Linked DNA regions of Mus musculus: region 2 is linked to region 1. A link is a loop called in an ENCODE intact Hi-C map of the cell type or tissue named here. Cell type or tissue: gastrocnemius. All regions are shown on one strand.

Region 1 (4,000 bases):
GACTGAAGTCATAGGATACATACAACTTTCAATCTTACTTTTTTTTTTTTCATTGATCATAGAAAACACCTGTGTGGTTTAATTTTTTTATAAAGTTTTGTTTTTCATGGCAGTAACATTGTCACATAAAGGAAAAAAAACTAACTCAATATTCCTCTACTACTGAAAGCAGAAGCTTCCACCACCCTGCCTGCATGCTCTCCCTTCCTCTACTGTAGTCAACAAGAGACAAGTTTAGCATCACCTGGGAAAAGCTGAGGATGCGATCATACAGATCAGCCTCCGAGGACCCTATCTCTGGCCAGTGCTGCAGATCTCACTCCCTCCTGGCTTTCACAGACAATTTCCCAAAGAGAGTTTCCTGAATGTCTGGTGAAAGAAGACAAGAGTGAGGATGAAAATCGAGACTGCTCTGTACAATAACATACCTCGGGGGCTTAGAGAGCAAGCCCAGTCTTTTACCTGGTGAGGGTTCCCAGAACTTCCCTTTCACCAGTGACTCTGGTTCTCACCCCAACACTAACTAGGTGGGACCTTACACACTGAACATACAGTCACATGATGTTTTTACCTGTAAGTGTTCTGGCCTTACTAGAACATCATCTCTTCTTTCATGCTATTCCTTCAATAATTTTTATTCTTCTTGCCTTATTTTTTGAGATATGATTAAAGGCAAAGAATGAAAGTCATAATGATTGGCAATATGACATCTTTATACAGGGTTATTTTGGCCACAGTAGGAAATCAGATTTGAGGATTCACCAGAATGTACAAGGACCAACGTTACTGATGAGTCTGCAGGTGTGAGAGACCAGGGTGAGTCAATGCATGCACACACATGGGAGAGCTATTTCCAGAAAGGAAAATAAAGAACACAAGAAAAGGAGGAGGAAAAACAAAGGTAGAAGTGAGTTCTGGTGTGGGAGGCCAGAAGCTGAGTAGCAGCTTCGGCAAGAGACTAGCTTGCAGGTGACAGGCAAAAAGAAATTCACCAAGTGTCTAAGTGGCCACAGCCAAGGAAAGAGATCAGAGTGGCAGGAGTTATGGGAGTCTGTGCAGCGTGAGCCAAGGGTAAGCAGAACCCAGAGAATGTCCAAGAAATGCCCTGGTTTGTTCAGGGACCGTCAGTCTAAAACACTTGTAGAACACAGAGAAAAGTCCCTTTCCTTCCATCTTGTGTTCAAGGAAAAACCACTGAGGCATGAAGAACTAATCTCTTCATCCACAGCCAGCAACTGGACAAGGGACACAGTTTCATCTTTCATAAACTCCTAAGTGGAAAAAGTTGTTACATTTAGAATACATATAGACAGGAGGCAGGCAAGCATGCTATTTAAATACCTAATAAGTACGTGTTGCCTGAGGAAGGAAAGAAAGGAATTTGTTGGTTTGGTTTGGTAAATGTAGTTACTGTTTATATGTTGAAGCTTTGCAACCATGAAAGAGTGAGTAAAGGGGTGGTTGGCAGTTGCTAAGAAAGAAATCCACAAGTAGACCTGAATTTCTGACTATAGTTGTTTTCTATTGGGAAGTACAGAACAAACCATGCTTTGCCTGGACAGTAGGTCCATCTGTGAGATTCCTGTGACCCCACTCAGCCCAGCAAAAGACAGCAACTTTCTGAGGCAGGACTCTGAACTAGCACTGGCAGTGACTCAGAGGCCAATATCAGGCTCCTAAAATCCAGCACAGGGATTCTGAGCTAAGCACACAGTTCCTACAAAGCACATAAAGACTATGGGATAAATGTCATGTGACACAACAAACCAGGGAAGGGTTTTGGTTTTGTTGTTTGTTTGACAACATATTTGACAAAAGCTCTAAGAGTTGCTTGCCCCAACGTTTACCTTCTTATAAGAGTCAAGAGTCATTTTGTCACATGAGAAGACCCACGACATTAAAGGAAAGAAATGCCAAGCAAGTATGGGTTACGGTGTGTGGTGTGCTTGCCACAGAGAAAGGCCGTTTCAAGCACTGTACTTGAGACTGAGAACAACAGGCATTTAAAGATCAAGCTTGCATTCAATTCAGGTCAAAAGAGGATAGAGAGCATCAGAGCTGAGGTTACAGAACATGATGTGATTATGTTGCAGCTTACCCTGCCGTGTACAGCCTTCCCAGCTGGCACGGGGCGTTCTGAAATTCCCTTCCTCTGGCATGTGGAGCCTTCATCACATGAGCTCCTGATGGGGACATCCCCACAGCATGACCTATTACTCTATGTTCTCATAAAAGCAGAGCCTGGTCTGCAATAGAAGCCTTTCCATCAACAGAAGGAAAATTGTACCCCGGGGGGCTGCAAGGAATCAAGTGTGGGCAAAATACAAGGTCTGATGCATAGTTAAAGAAAGGCTTGTGCTAAATTCCTCAAACAAATCTTGGTGGTTCTGGCCTAGGTCCCTCTTTCTTTCTGCCAAGAGAAGTAGAAAGAGATAATAAAAAAATTAAGCCTGCTAATCCTACCCAGAACTGCCCAAGACTACTTTGGGCTAGGGACACACATGTCAGCCCTCAGAGATGCATATGGGTGCATTTTGTTAATCCCCACCACTGCGTGTCAGGGATAACTGATCTATGACTAAAAATAGTGTGAGGACAGCAATAGTAGCCATTTGGGGCTGACCTGAGGACACAGTGGAAAACTTGACAACAACACAGGAGAAGCTTCCTGGCCCAAGGCGCCAGGCTCAAGGGCGAGAGGTCAGGTTCATGTGCTGGGGAAATGTGATTGACAGCTCACCTCCCAGAGTGAGTTTCAGTGGTGGTAATCTTCTAGTGCTGTTGGGCACCTTCTGAGTGATGTGGAAAGAAGTAAGACCTAGAGGTCCCATGGTATAGGTCATGGTTTTTCCCTAGCATGAGTGACATTAAAGAGAGCTGTGCAAATCGAGTAAAAACAAGTCTGCTCATTCCACTAACTTCAGTCGGAGTTTCGTCTCTAGAACTGGGAAAGCATTTGAGCCCACAGAGAGTAGGTCCAAGCCACAGGGGGCTCTCTGGATGGAAGGGGAGAAAAGAAGGGGGCAGAGAGAATCCTCAAGGACATTTACCAATTGTCCAAATTACTTGGGTGTAGTTAGTGGCATTGGGTATTTCTGTATCCTAAGAATATGCCTACCACCAAAGATGACCTTTTAGCATCATGGGCCTTTTGAGTCCCGGTTTTTACCCTATGCAGCCTTTACATGCCTACTTTGTACTGGATACTGTGCAAAAGATCATTCTAAAGTCTGCCTTCAACAATCCTTAGAATGATCTCTTTACTCATCTTGTTCTATGAACATGAGGCTTTGCCTGTGTGTATGTCTATGCACCACTTGTATGCTTAAAGTTTGCTAAATCAGAAGAGGGCATCAGATCCCCTGGAACTAGAGTTACAGAAGAGTGTGAGCCACCTTTGGGAACCAAGACCTGACTCCTGGTCCATTGGAAGAGCAAAAGTACAGCCTTAACTGCTGAAACATCTGTCCAGCCCTGTTAGAAATGAGACCTTGCCTAAAGTACATTTAGTAGAGGAGAAACTGAAGGAACATTACCAGGCATTCTTGGAAAGGGGGCTCCATGTCACATATCATTAGAGTGGTGACCACAACCCAGAGTGACATGGACATTTTCCTTATTTCCAACAGAGTTCTGTACATTCTTGACAAAGACTAGGCTCTCATTTAATATATCAGAATATATAGTTCTGGGTTCTTGAACAAAGTATTAAGTAGAAATTTCTGTCATAGTACCTTGCCCTTAGTCTCAGGCCATGAGTCTTATAACTATTATAGCTTACTTTTAAAAATTTCACATTTAATCAAATTAAAAGCATATATTTCTATTAGCAGTCAAGTATCAAGGGTAGATTATGAGAAAGTGCAGGACTCTGTGTGTATGTGTGTGTGTGTGTGTGTGTGTGTGTCTTTTGTGTGTAACATACTTGTTTATATGGATTTTCTAATGAGAACACATATTTAGCAACTGTTAAAATAAGTTGGAGCTTTGAGGAAATGTC
Region 2 (4,000 bases), 530 kb before region 1:
CACTGATGTTTCAAGGCTGGGTGCTCCCCAGCTGGAGCCCTGAGAATGCTTGCGTGGCAATCCCCAGAGAAGGAAACTCCCACAAAGTAAATCATCAGGACCGATGGTTTCCATCCAAGAGCTGAGGAGGAAATGAAGTGTGAAATAGCATAGATTCTGACGAAGACATTAGTTCTCCATTAAAACCACAACTGTGTCAGAGCAGACGTTCGTTAACGTGATGACCTTATCACCAGAGAAGAAAGATTAGTGGCTTCTCAGAGGCCCCTGGAAAACCTGGACCACTTGGAAAGAGCAACACATGGTATGGACAATGACATCGTGGACTTTACTCTCTGAAAGCAGGTAAAAGGGACATTGTGTGAGCCCAGGTGGTCTTCAGTAGAGACCTTAGAAAGACTGCCATAGTGAACACCTGGCACTAATGCCGCTCCTCTGTCCTCCTCTGTTCCTGAAAGACATCACGAATCAATCTGTTACTCTCTCCTTTGATCTTAAATTTGGCTTCATGGGTCTCAATTCTGAGCCCCCAACTGCCACCATCAATGAGTAGATGACTTGTACCATGGAAAGCATTTGTCTTCCCACTGGAAGGAGATACCAGATTGTCCCCATTGAGAAATGTTATTTTTTTTCCTTATGAACAAATGGCTGCTTTGCATGCAGATGAGTAGAAAATCAGATTAAAGCAGAATGCACTTAGTGTCGTATGGAACAAGTTTGCACCATGGTTTCTCCAATGGGTCACCACTGGGGAGGTGATACAGGGGTCAATGGAGCAAGTTGAGTGAGTCTATTGCTAGCAGCCCTGGCCTGTAGTCTCTAGTCTACCACAAGATACCTTGTGACTGGGTCACACCTTACAGAATTCAGGCTTTGAGACGAAACACTGGGAGAAGTTTGTCTAGAGCTTCGCTTCACCGAAGCAAATGCTTATCGTCTCCATTGTACAAACCAGGCAATAGCTATCTAGCAATAGGAAATGAAGCACTTCACACTGGGGAGTTGTGATGGGAAGGGGGAGTGAGCTGCATGAGCATGAGGAAGTAGGCAGAATCCAGAGAACTGGAATCCCACTGAGCCACACTGCTCCCTCCCGAAGTCTCAATTTCTTCATCTCGAATGGACGAATGGACGTGGCGCTCAGTTTTAGCAGTGTTTGAAGTTCATCAAGAGATTGCTGTGAGGGAAAAAGATTAGCTGTGATGTTGATAATGGGCATTTGCAAGTGCATTTACAGTTTACAAAGTGCTTCATGTGCATTATTGTGCTCTTCTGGTGACTCATCACATTGGGCATGTGGCAATGTGGGCACTCCTCACAGCTGGGGGCAGAGCACTGGCCAGGGAAGGTAGCTTCCTTCAGGTGACATCTTTCTGAAGGGAAGGAACCCGGGCTCACTCTTCTGCTTTCAGATTCAAATCCAAGGTTCCTTTTCACAGGAAAATGATGAATAATTCAGAGTTGACTTGATTTATCATTCACTTTGATGACAGCAAAGCGTCTTCAGTGTCACCAGGTGGTAAAAATAGACCTTGAGCCACCAGGGCAAGGAGGTTCTCTGCAGTAGACAAATTGAGCTCACCACAGTGTCCTTTCCTCTGGCAGACTGGGCCACCACAGCCTTTAGGAAAGCCTTGGCATGGGCAGCCCCACCACCTGCTGTGCCTAGTTGCTGCTTCTCAGTGCCAGTGACACACACACACACACACACACACACACACACACACACACACACACACAGCCTCAGAGGATATGGGATAGGAGTTTCTGAGGTTGTGGGGTCACCCACAGAGTCCAGAGAGCATATTTCTGGCCAAGGAACTGTGTGTCTCTCTTTACAACAGCAAAGTTGGTGTGGTTTTGGCCAATGAGAGTAAGAAACTAGTGAGCACCGAGTTTCTGTGCCACTGATGCTTTACTGAGACTTTGGGAAGAAGAGTGAGAAAGTATAACTACGGAGTCTAAAACGAAAAAGCCCCTGACTATACATAGCACATCTCCCTGACTTCCCTGAAGGATCTGACTTGTATGTCAGAGGTATATGTGGTTACCATGAAGATGAAGGGGGGAAGAAAGATGCAGGTAGGAAAACTACCTGTGTTACTTTGGGAGACTGAGGCAGGATGATCAGGCCAGCCTGGGCTACATGAGATATGGTCTTGAAAATATAGTTGAATATCTGATCTCTATGAAATAACCTTACGAATGACATTTGAATTTTAAATAGATTCTCATGGTACATTTATTTATAGTCTTATCTTACGCTTTTATTGCTTTTATTATAAGGGCGCTCTATACTGAGTGCTATATTTGTACTTGATAACACTCATGTAATACTTCATATAATAAGGAAAACCCACCTTCATTGTTAAGTCAACTTAGATTATACAAAGATGATAGTACATACAATAAAAATTTAACATATACAACAGCTCATATGCCATCAATAAGATCCCATCCTCCTGACTTGTGAATTCTTGGGGAAAATGATTTCCATGTGTTTCTAAAATGACTTAAAATTTTTGAGTGGTTGGTGGTCCACTACTTCTAAATATCTGACCTGTCAAAATGCCATCTTTAAACTTCAGTGATGCATAGAGGCTTGGAATTAGCCAGGGTTGGATTTATTATAGAACAAAGGGAGGCAATGAGTAACACGGCCATCTGAGCAGGACTTGGGGCGGGTAATCCTTGAATGGATTAGATGCCATGATCCTAAAACCACATTCTCTGAATGTTGGTTCCTTGCCCAGAAATGGGGAAAGGCCAAACACTATTGCCTTTTAAATGACAGGGTACCTATGAGGGACTCTGGTTAGAGACAGTTGGTGGAGAGTTGGGGGTCAGTCTTCTTTTCTCTTGTGGTTTATCATCACTGAGAGCCTAGAGACCCTCTGCATGCAGCAAGCCCCCAAACTGACAGCCTACACAATTAGTGGTATAAATGATCAGACTGCACCCCCACTTTTTGGGTGGAAGACAGTGTATTAAAGTGTAAGTGTGTAAAACTGTCTCTTATCGCTAAAAGAATTATCTTGAAACTATTATGGGACTCTACTAGAATACTTTAAAAAGGGACATAGAAGCTGCTAAAAAGATGAATTGAGTTATTATCACTGTCTCATAAAGTCCATATATATATATATATATATATATATATATATATATATATCCTGAGCACTTTCAAAATGTATTTTCAGGGGAATTTATCCTTGTATCAGTTGTCCATGTGAACAGTACTAATCTTGTATTGAGTGATTTTTATCATTCTCTCTCTTTGGTCATCTTTCGCAAACTTTACTTTAAAAAGTATGGTTATTCAAAGTTGTATTATATAATAACATTCATGGAAAACTGGAGTCCTCTTTCTGAGGAGAAAACAGATCATCAGAAATTTATCTTGAACTCCCTACTCCCTTGGAGGAGGGGACCTTGAATCACAAGCCCAGGAGCTCAGGAAATCTCTTGTTACTCTGAGATGGGTTGGAACATGGTACGGTGCCCAAAGCTTCTAAATACAGTTCGGGCTTGGTCATCATGACAGTTGCTGAACTGGCACCATTACGGGAATTGAAGTGGGAGCTCTGACAGTGCTTAAATGCCATGGCTTCTGGGCTCCAAGTCTTCCCAGGCCGGGAGGCAAGAGGCAGTGTGGAGCCTTATGGGGAGAAGGGAAGGCGTGACTTTGGCATGGAAATCCTGCAGAGGCTAATGACACTGCCACTCCTTCAGAGAGCAATAGACACAAACACAGCAGCTATTTTAGAAGCTGTCAGCTTCTGAATTGCTGACATACTTGGAGGACACTGTCTCTTCAAAGGTCATTCTGACCCTTCAAGGTAGGTAGTTCTGGGGAAAGATGGAGGCTCATGTAGACAAGTTCTTGATCAAGGAGCCGGTGGGATCAAGTGACCATGTACAGATTACCCCAGGAGTTAGGGGTTGGGTTAGGAATAATATGCTGACTCTGGGATTCCCAAGTCAATCTACACAGAGG

The links. Peaks named below come from ENCODE experiments on the same cell type or tissue, not always from the same donor. Only the 100,000 strongest peaks of a DNase experiment are listed, where the experiment ranks them.
Region 2: a loop joins it to region 1, with 5 times the contacts of the local background. A loop is called at or near these places in 1 of 42 quality-filtered maps.

What each region holds. Positions count from the first base shown.
Region 1 is chr3:99,820,802-99,824,801 of GRCm38, forward strand. No RefSeq gene overlaps it. Among named protein-coding and RNA genes, the nearest start is that of Spag17, 63 kb to the right of the region's middle. In gastrocnemius, no CTCF peak of the experiment used is centred here; no DNase peak of the experiment used is centred here; H3K27ac peaks cover 3,888 bases.
Region 2 is chr3:99,292,783-99,296,782 of GRCm38, forward strand. The region is part of intron 1 of Tbx15 (T-box 15); the gene reads left to right. Among named protein-coding and RNA genes, the nearest start is that of Tbx15, 41 kb to the left of the region's middle. In gastrocnemius, no CTCF peak of the experiment used is centred here; a DNase peak (open chromatin) is centred at 1,646; H3K27ac peaks cover 3,829 bases.